2 separate regions of the Homo sapiens genome follow, and region 2 is linked to region 1. Evidence: chromatin loops called from intact Hi-C (ENCODE). Cell type or tissue: heart right ventricle. All regions are shown on one strand. Each heading gives the region's core, and the rest is flanking DNA. Links, peaks and the distances in the headings are about the cores only. Region 1 has its middle 8.2 kb from the start of MT1HL1. Region 2 overlaps RYR2 (ryanodine receptor 2).

What was found. Peaks named below come from ENCODE experiments on the same cell type or tissue, not always from the same donor. Only the 100,000 strongest peaks of a DNase experiment are listed, where the experiment ranks them.
Region 2: a loop joins it to region 1, with 7 times the contacts of the local background. A loop is called at or near these places in 1 of 110 quality-filtered maps.

Annotation. Positions count from the first base shown.
Region 1 is chr1:237,009,924-237,015,304 of GRCh38, forward strand. No RefSeq gene overlaps it. Among named protein-coding and RNA genes, the nearest start is that of MT1HL1, 8.2 kb to the left of the region's middle. RefSeq lists enhancers at 1-852, 1,295-3,622. In heart right ventricle, for the core only: no CTCF peak of the experiment used is centred there; DNase peaks (open chromatin) are centred at 2,998 and 3,227; H3K27ac peaks cover 4,310 bases.
Region 2 is chr1:237,072,439-237,077,819 of GRCh38, forward strand. All of the region lies in intron 1 of RYR2 (ryanodine receptor 2), which reads left to right. Among named protein-coding and RNA genes, the nearest start is that of RYR2, 33 kb to the left of the region's middle. RefSeq lists an enhancer at 3,009-3,674. In heart right ventricle, for the core only: no CTCF peak of the experiment used is centred there; no DNase peak of the experiment used is centred there; H3K27ac peaks cover 509 bases.

The DNA.
Region 1 (5,381 bases), core at 275-5,274:
CAGGTCTTCAGATAATAACTTAGCTGTTTCGACAAATTTCCGATTGGTAAATCTTGAAATCCACATATGACCTAGAAGCGTCCACTTCAAGATGTCCTGCCTTTCTGGGATGAACCAATGTATACCTCACATGTATTGATTTATGTCTCTGTGTGTAACTTCTGTCCCCTTATAAGGTGTAAAACCAAGCTTAACCCAGTCACCTGGGGCATATGTTCCCAGGACCTCCTGAAACTGTGTCATGGGTCATAGTCCTTACAGTTGGCTCAGAATAAACCTCTTCAAATATTTCACAGAGTTTGGCTGTTTTGGTCAACATTTCCTATCCATAGCTTACCTAACAGTGCAGGGCCAGCCTAATGTCTGCCTTCCCCAACAGCTCCAGGTCCATGGATTTTTTTCCCCTTTTTCTTATACCTAGAAACTGTGTATCCACATAGAACTTCATTATAAACAGTCTTACCGGGCTCCTCTGTGCCACTGGTTTAATTTTGTAACACCAAATGATTGCTAAACCACTTGAGGGTGAGGGAGTTTGGGGAATGTTACTCTAAAATATAGCTCCCTGGTATGAGTGTTTTGAAGTAAAGGCCCTTAAAGACCCACAGACACTGGAAATGACTTTTCCCCTATGTACATAAAGAGGGACCTACCAAGAGGGAAAATGGTTTTTTCCTTCTCCTCTGTGTTAGTTCATTACCTGTTCAGAAAAGAAGAGCAAGAATCTAAACACACCTGAACACACCCACTTACAAGATAGTATCTGTCTCTTAGGCTCAGTCAGTTTCCAAAGACAACCATTGACAAGTTAATCTCTGCTCCCCATCCACTCATATCCACTCATTCTCCTTAGTAATCATTGATTGCCCCTCAACGGAATGATCTACATTCCCTATCCCTCCCTCCCCTCTGGAATAAGAGCATATAACATCTGGGCCTCCCTAGGATAGGGGGTCATCTCTCATTGAGATGGGGGTTCTCCCTCCCGTGCATGTGAATCAATTTTCATGGCTTTTCTCCAATTAATCTGCCGTTTGTCAGTTAAGTTTTCAGTGAAACTTCAGAGGGCAAAGGGGAAGTTTTCCCTTGGCCCCTGCAAGGGAAAGAAATGAGCCTTCTCTTCTCCCATACTCCTTACTTACTCAGAACTGTGCTCTAGCAAATGCTCAGCACTATTTTTGTTAAAAGACTTGTCCAGAGCTGGGGCCTAGGACCTAAGTCTCCAATTCTCATTCTCCATCATTCTAGAAGTTAGAATACTTATGTCCTAATTCTCTAATAGCTTCTATGTTTAGCCAGACAACACGACAGTTCTATTAGTCAAGGCAAGTCAGAATTACACCTTCTCACTGGGAACTAAATAAAACTAGTGTGGGATTAGTTGTTCTTGTAACCAATTTGACCACATTTGTGAAAAATGATTGTATTAAAAAATCGCATATTGGTGAAGATTTAGGTTTGTTTGCCTTTAAAAGATTGACAAACAGAAACGTTTTTCTCTGGTTCTGACTATGATTAAAACCATTTAAATGTTAGTATTGTCTGCTTTCTAGATATGATCTTCTGAAAGTTGAGGTAATCTGGGGTGGATTTATTTTATAGTCAGGTTTTCATTTTAGTGTATCTGGAATATTTCTGAATGCTGGTAGAGTCACACAGTTCTATATTTAGCTCTTTGGCATATAAATAGAATATGATCTTAAAAATAATTGTTATTGAGTGACTAACCTAACAGAGGGGTGAGACAACTTCTCATTCAGCCAAGTTGATTTTGCTAAGTTATAGAGACGATGGCCAAGGAGAAAAGGACGAACTCTTCCTTCCCACATTGTTGTGGGTCACCCTACTTTTCTTTTGGCCAACTTCCCACAACCAGGCCCTGGATCATTCTCCTGAAGCCCCAACCGAGCTCCTGTTTCCCACTTAACCCACACCTTGAGGTAGAGGAGGAATGCTTGTTCCTCCTCTACGAAGACTCAGAGCGAAGACTGAGAGGAGGGCTCCAGAGTCACCCCCAGGTCCCGGGGGAAACCAGCAGGTTTCCACTCACCACTTTTTCTCCCCAAATCAGAAAATCTTAGTAGTAGGAACTAAGTGGTTGAGCCAGATACCTCATCGAATAGGTCTCAGAGGATGGCTGAGCGTTTAGGTAGTTCCTGTCCTTGATGGCCATTGTACTTCCTCTGGTTCGGAGACTCTGGTGTCCCTCGGATGCTGCACTTTGCCGGGGGGACTGGGCCTCAGAAGTGAGCTTCCATAGCCTCTCGGTGCTCTCAATCACTATGGCCTCATGTCCCTGTCCCAAGCTATGCCCAGGGTGAGACTGAATCCATGAACGACAGCAACAGTGACGTTTACCATTTACTGAGTTTCTGTGAGAGGCCGGATATGACATTAGTGCTCATCACACATGTTCTCATTTAATTCTCACTGCAAACCCACAAGGTAGGAATCTCCCTTTCCGTTTTACAAATGAGAGGGATGAAAGGGTCAATAAATATAAGTAACCTGCAAGGATAGGGATATTTAGCTGGCGAGTGAAAGTTAGAGTTCGATCCAGGACCATGTGAAGCCAAGCTCATACTCTTCACTAATATTAGGACATGTTGACTTTCAACAAGATTTTGCATAATTTTCCCTTCCCAAACTACCTCCCTCTTTTTTCTCTCTCTCTCTCTCTCTTTTTTTTTAAGACTCAGAAGGTGAAATACCTAGGTTGCATAAGCACAATTTTATTTTATTTGTCTCATTTGCATTATGTCATTGGCTGGAGCAAAGTCTGTTTAACGCTTTTTTAAAAAAGTGTTTCCAAAGCCCCTGGATCAGTGCTGTGTACGTAGTTGGTCCATAATAGACAGGGACTGACTAATTAGGGGTAGGACCATGTTTCATAAGCATAGGGAGAGGAGAGAGCATATGACCTAGCTCAGACTTTGTCCCGGAATCCGGTGCACTGGCAAAACCAAGTCCTTGACAGCACTTTAGTCGCTATGGACTTGGCAGCGCATGTGCCTGTCGTCTACAAATAGTAGTTCAATCAACAACTGCCCTTTCTATGCTGACGGGATATCTAGCCCTATGTAAACATTTCTTTTTTAGCACTAGATCTTAATTCCTGCAGCCCTTGGTTTATCACCAGTTTCTTGAGAAAATAATCTGTCCATGTTCTCCAGTCATGGGACGATGACTCAGGCTGGGGATTCAGGCCGTTTTCTGTGCAGTAGCTGGTCTTGCGGCCCCGTCCTGTTTGGACCCGAGCCAGCACACCGCAGCGAGGTGCTCCTTCCACCTCCCAGTGACCCGTGCCAGCCCTTCTGCTCCTTCCCCCCTGCTGCTCTTGCCTTTGTGGTTGCCAGAGTAACCATAAAAATATTACTCCACATGCTGTAGGAACAAAATGTCAGTGCACTTTACTATTGTTTTAATTTAAAAACTAACGTGTGAAAATAACTCCAGCCTGGGAGAAATGCTCTCTCTGCCAGATGATTCCTTTTGGAAGGAGAGGTACAAAATCATTGTGAAGAACTCAGGGGTAGGAATGATACCTAGGTTTAGGATAAGAGCCTAAACTCCTATGTCCTATGGTAAATGTCCCCTAAATGTTTGTCTGGTGAATGAATGAATGAATGAATGTGACACAAACTTTGCTGAAAAATTTAGGAATATATAAATGGTATATATAAATTTTAAAGTAAAACTCTTAATTCCTATTATAAATTATAATAGAAATGCTATTATAAACTTTAGGATGGTGAGTGAAGCAGGTTGAATAGTGTGCCCCCCAATTTCATGTTCTTCCAGAACCTCAGAATGTGACCTTATTTGGATATCAGAGTCTTTGCAGACGTAATAAGTTAAGGATCTCACAGTGAAATCATTCTGGACTTCGGATGGGCCCTAATCCAATGAATGATGTCCTTATAAGAAGAGGAGACTGCCAGGCATGGAGGCTTATGGCTGTACCAGCGCTTTGAGAGGCCGAGGTGGGAGGATTGCTCGAGGCCATGAGTTCAAGAACATCCTGGGCAACACCCCCAGGACACCCCCACCTCCATATCTACAAAAAACTTTTAAAAATTAGCAGGACATGGTGGCACACAGCTGTAATCCCAGCTATTTGGGAGGCTAAGGCAGGAGGATTGTTTGAACTCAGGAGTTCAAGGCTGCAGTGAGCTATGATTGCACCACTGCACTCCAGCCTGGGTGACAGAGTAAGACCCTGTCTCAACCATAACAAAAATAAGTTTCCTAAAATATAGTGAGTTTATTTGTTCAAATCTTTTGCCTTAAAAAAAAAGTTGTCTTATTATTATTATCCTAGAAGAATTCCTTATATTCTCAATACAAATCTTTTATCAGGTATGGGTGTTGTAAATATCTTTTCCTAATCTTTGGCTTGCCTTTTTAATTTCTTAACAAGAAAAGTTTTAAATTTCGATCAAGTCCAATTTATCAACTTTTTTTCTTTTACAGTTTGTACTTTTTGTCCTCTCTGAGATATCTTAGATACAAACCAAGGTCACAAACATTTCTTCTGAAGTTTTCTTCTAGAAGTTTTATTGCTTTAGCTTTTACATTTAGGTTTATGATCATTTTGAGTGAATTTTTGCAGATGAATATGAAATGAGGTATGACAAAGTTATTTTTCACATATGTGTCCATTTGTTACAGCACTGATTGTTGAAGAGATGATTCTCTCCCTCATTGAATTACCTGTCACCTTCATCAGAAGTCAATTGAGCTGGGTGCAGTCGTGCACATCTGTAGTCCCAGCTCCTTGGAAGTTGCAGTGGGAGGACTGCTTGAGTCCAAGAGTTCGAGGTCAGCCTGGGCAACATTGTGAGACTTCGTCTCTTAAATTTTTTTTTTTTTTGAGATGGAGTTTTGTTCTTGTTGCCCAGGCTGGAGTGCAATTGTGTGGTCTCGGCTCACTGCAACCTGTGCCTCCCGGGTTCAAGTGATTCTTCTGCTTAGCCTCCCAAGTAGCTGGGATTACAGGTGCCTGCCACCACGCCCAGCTATTTTTTTTTTTTTTTTTTTTTGTATTTTTAGTAGAAATGGGGTTTTACTATGTTGGCCAGGCTGGTCTCGAACTCCTGACCTCAGGTGATCCAACCACCTTGGCCTCCCAAAGTGCTGGGATTACAGGCATGAGGCATCATGCTCAGCCAATTACAAATCAATTGATCACATATATGTGGGTCTATGTCTGTAGTTTCTATTCTGTTCTACTGGTTTATCTTTGCTACATTAATAGCACACCATCTTGATTACTGTAGTGGTAAAGTGAGTTTGGAAATAGGTAATGTAAGTCCTCTAAATATTTTCCTTTTCTTATTTTTTTCTTTCTTTTTTTTTGGACAGGATCTCACTCTGTTGCC
Region 2 (5,381 bases), core at 270-5,269, 63 kb after region 1:
GGGGCAGAGACAAGGAGACATGAGCTGGTCTGGAGAGCAAGGGTTCATTAGAGATTTTTTCTTTAGTGCACCAACCAGCAAGGGGGAAGTGAATGCCAAAAGGAGCTGTGGGAGGTTTTCTAGAATGTCAGTTATAAAGCTACTTGTTGCACACATAAAATGGATTTGGAAACTCGTATTTAATCTTAAAAAAAATCTTTTAGTGTTTGCCAGAGCATTTTAATCTGAAAATATTTAAAAATACTCGCCTGTAATCCCAGCACTTCAGGAGGCCGAGGCAGGTGGATTACATGAAGTCAGGAGTTCGAGACCAGCTTGGGCAATATTGCGAAACCCCGACTCTACTAAAAGTACAAAAAATTACCCAGGCGTGGTGGCAGTCACCTGTAATCCCAGCTACTTGGGAGGCTGAGGCAGGAGAATCGCTTGAACCTGGGAGGCAAAAGTTGCAGCGAGCAGAGATCATGCCACTACACTCCAGCACGGGCGACAGAGCGAGACTCCATCTCAAAAAAAAAAAAAAAAACAAAAACTCATCTGTTAGTATAACTAATGCTCCAGGAAGCTGCCACATATTTACCTCAGGACCTATTTCTATCTTCGCCCCACCGCACGCTGAACTAGACACTTAAGGACCTAGTGTAGAGGACTATGAAGAGGATTGTTATAAGGAGTTAAAGGCTAAACCTGATTGTCATTTTAAGGAATTTGGATTTTATCCTGGAGTCTTTAGTTGATTGACTATTTGACAAACATCTACGGAATGCCTGGTTTGTGGTGGGTGTTGAGAATACAGATAGGGGCCCTGCTTTGGATGGGCCTCTCTCTCGAGCAGACAAGGAAGATCGTGCCAGGTAGTTGAATCCATATACAACGTGGACCACACAGGTAGTGAGAGTCAGCAAGGCCAGAGGCGAACCTCATAAGACAAAGGGGACCACGTAGGAAGTCACTGTCCTGCTCTGCATTTGAAATAAGCACTGTTCAGAGCCCCGCTGTCCAGTATGGCAGCCACTGGCCATGTGTGGCTGTTGAATACTTGAAATTTGGCCCCTCTGAGTTGAGATGTGCTGCAGGGGTAAGATGCATACCAGATTTCAAAGACCTATCATGGCAAAAAGAATATAAAATATCTCATTAATAATGCTTCAGGGTGGGCACTGTGGCTTATGCCTGTAATCCCACACTTTGGGAGGCTGAAGTGGGCGGACACCTGAGGTCAGGAGTTCGAGACCAGCTTGGCCAACATGGCAAAACCCCGTCTTCACTAAAAATAAAAAAAATTAGCTGGGTGTTGTGGCATGCACCTGTAGTCCCAGCTACTCAGGAGGCTGAGGCATGAGAATCGCTTAAACTTGGGAGGCAGAGGCTGCAGTGAGCCAAGCTCATACCACTGTACTCCAGCCTGGGCGACAGAGACTCCATCTTAAAAAAAAAAAAAAAAAAGCTTCAGTAGTGATTGATTACATGTTGAGATAATATTTTGGACATATTAGATTATACAAAATATATGGTTAAAATTAATTTCACCTTTTCCTTTTCGTCGTATTTTTTTTAACCATGGCTATGAGAAGATTTAAAATTTTTTTGTGTGGGAGCCCTAAATGATGGCTCATGTCTGTAATCCCAGCTACTCAGGGGGCAGAGGCAGAAGTATTGCTTGAGCCTAGGAGTTTGAAACCAGCCTGAGCAACATAGTGAGACCCCATCTCTAAAAAAATGAAAATAAATTAGCTGGGTGTGGTGGAACGTGCCTGTATCCCAGCTACTTGGGAGGCTGAGGCAGGAGGACCATTTGAGCCCAGGAGTTCAAGGCTGCAGTGAGCTACGATTATGCCACTGCACTCTAGCCTGGGTGACAGAGCAAGATCAAGGCTAGGTTTCAAAAAATAGATTAAATAAAATTGTATATGTGGATAGGCTATTGGGCAGCACTGCCATAACCTACGTACTAACTGTGAGATGGGGAAGAAAAGGATGACTCCTTGGGAGGAAGATGCGGCAATGGGAGGACACTGATGGATAGAGGCTGCTTTACACCTCTGAGGCCTCAAGCAGGATTCACCATGATGTCATCTGCATCCCTCCAAAGTCACCTGCTTTTGTCTTATTGCATAACTTGTTTCAAATGTTCTGCCACAACCTCCCCCAGCCCAGACATATTCATGATGTTCTTTTATGATTAGTCAGTCACCACGGGTAGAATGTGTGTTCCAGTGCCACATCAGGGATGACTTATGCAAACCCAAGATGGCCCTTTGGCTTAGTCCTTCTTCGCCCAGTGTAAGAGTCTGTCTTGTGCCTGGACACTGAAGACTGGGGGAGGGCAGTCCATCAGAGATGATTCAGGCGATGTTACGTTGGTGTGACTGGAACTATTGTTATATTATTAAACGGTAGAGGGGCCATCCTGGGCAAGAGTTGATTTGCAGGTTAGGTTGATGAGTCACCGATTTTGAAGCTGGTGTATGTCTAGGTAGAAATACTGAACATGCAGCTGGATTGTGCAGCCAGGTCTCGGAGAGGGATCTGGGCTGATTCCACATGTTTGGGAGCTATATTGATAGAGAAAAGGCTGTGGGAGTCACCCCATGTTTAGGAGGGCAGAGACCCAAGCGCTGAACCCACTCTCATTCTCATGTAGGTTTTATGCTTGGATATCACTGCGTGAATTTAAAATCTGAGCCTCTAAGCAACATTTTGGAAAGCCTGTTTCATAGTTCTGCTTATGCAGGATTTTCTGCCTTTTTTTTTGGCCCATGCATTTTTCTCTATGCTTAGAGGGGGAAAAATATGAGAAGAAAGTGTGTTGGAAAGAAAGTCTGCGGGAGGAGCCAAGATGGCCGAATAGGAACAGCTCCGGTCTACAGCTCCCAGCGTGAGCGACGCAGAAGACGGGTGATTTCTGCATTTCCATCTGAGGTACCCGGTTCATCTCACTAGGGAGTGCCAGACAGTGGGCGCAGGCCAGTGTGTGTGCGCACCGTGCGCGAGCCGAAGCAGGGCGAGGCATTGCCTCACCTGGGAAGTGCAAGGGGTCAGGGAGTTCCCTTTCCGAGTCAAAGAAAGGGGTGACGGACGCACCTGGAAAATCGGGTCACTCCCACCCGAATATTGCGCTTTTCAGACCGGCTTAAGAAACGGCGCACCACGAGACTATATCCCACACCTGGCTCAGAGGGTCCTACGCCCACGGAATCGCGCTGATTGCTAGCACAGCAGTCTGAGATCAAACTGCAAGGCGGCAACGAGGCTGGGGGAGGGGCGCCCGCCATTGCCCAGGCTTGCTTAGGTAAACAAAGCAGCCGGGAAGCTCGAACTGGGTGGAGCCCACCACAGCTCAAGGAGGCCTGCCTGCCTCTGTAGGCTCCACCTCTGGGGGCAGGGCACAGACAAACAAAAAGACAGCAGTTACCTCTGCAGACTTAAGTGTCCCTGTCTGACAGCTTTGAAGAGAGCAGTGGTTCTCCCAGCACGCAGCTGGAGATCTGAGAACGGGCAGACTGCCTCCTCAAGTGGGTCCCTGACCCCTGACCCCCGAGCAGCCTAACTGGGAGGCACCCCCCAGCAGGGGCACACTGACACCTCACACGGCAGGGTATTCCAACAGACCTGCAGCTGAGGGTCCTGTCTGTTAGAAGGAAAACTAACAACCAGAAAGGACATCTACACCGAAAACCCATCTGTACATCACCATCATCAAAGACCAAAAGTAGATAAAACCACAAAGATGGGGAAAAAACAGAACAGAAAAACTGGAAACTCTAAAACGCAGAGCGCCTCTCCTCCTCCAAAGGAACGCAGTTCCTCACCAGCAACAGAACAAAGCTGGATGGAGAATGATTTTGACGAGCTGAGAGAAGAAGGCTTCAGACGATCAAATTACTCTGAGCTACGGGAGGACATTCAAACCAAAGGCAAAGAAGTTGAAAACTTTGAAAAAATTTAGAAGAATGTATAACTAGAATAACCAATACAGAGAAGTGCTTAAAGGAGCTGATGGAGCTGAAAACCAAGGCTCGAGAACTACGTGAAGAATGCAGAAGCCTCAGGAGCCGATGCGATCAACTGGAAGAAAGGGTATCAGCAATGGAAGATGAAATGAATGAAATGAAGCGAGAAGGGAAGTTTAGAGAAAAAAGAATAAAAAGAAATGAGCAAAGCCTCCAAGAAATATGGGACTATGTGAAAAGACCAAATCTACGTCTGATTGGTGTACCTGAAAGTGATGTGGAGAATGGAACCAAGTTGGAAAACACTCTGCAGGATATTATCCAGGAGAACTTCCCCAATCTAGCAAGGCAGGCCAACGTTCAGATTCAGGAAATACAGAGAACGCCACAAAGATACTCCTCGAGAAGAGCAACTCCAAGACACATAATTGTCAGATTCACCAAGGTTGAAATGAAGGAAAAAATGTTAAGGGCAGCCAGAGAGAAAGGTCGGGTTACCCTCAAAGGAAAGCCCATCAGACTAACAGCGGATCTCTCGGCAGAAACCCTACAAGCCAGAAGAGAGTGGGGGCCAATATTCAACATTCTTAAAGAAAAGAATTTTCAACCCAGAATTTCATATCCAGCCAAACTAAGCTTCATAAGTGAAGGAGAAATAAAATACTTTATAGACAAGCAAATGTTGAGAGATTTTGTCACCACCAGGCCTGTCCTAAAAGAGCTCCTGAAGGAAGCGCTAAACATGGAAAGGAACAACCGGTACCAGCCTCTGCAAAATCATGCCAAAATGTAAAGACCATCGAGACTAGGAAGAAACTGCATCAACTAATGAGCAAAATCACCAGCTAACATCATAATGACAGGATCAAATTCACACATAACAATATTAACTTTAAATATAAATGGACTAAATTCTGCAATTAAAAGACACAGACTGGCAAGTTGGATAAAGAGTCAAGACCCATCAGTGTGCTGTATTCAGGAAACCCATCTCACATGCAGAGACACACATAGGCTCAAAATAAAAGGATGGAGGAAGATCTACTAAGCCAATGGAAAACAAAAAAAGGCAGGGGTTGCAATCCTAGTCTCTGATAAAACAGACTTTAAACCAACAAAGATCAAAAGAGACAAAGAAGGCCATTACATAATGGTAAAGGGATCAATTCAACAAGAGGAGCTAACTATCCTAAATATTTATGCACCCAATACAGGAGCACCCAGATTCATAAAGCAAGTCCTGAGTGACCTACAAAGAGACTTAGACTCCCACACATTAATAATGGGAGACTTTAACACCCCACTGTCAACATTAGACAGATCAACGAGACAGAAAGTCAACAAGGATACCCAGAAATTGAACTCAGCTCTGCACCAAGCGGACCTAATAGACATCTACAGAACCATCCACCCCAAATCAACAGAATA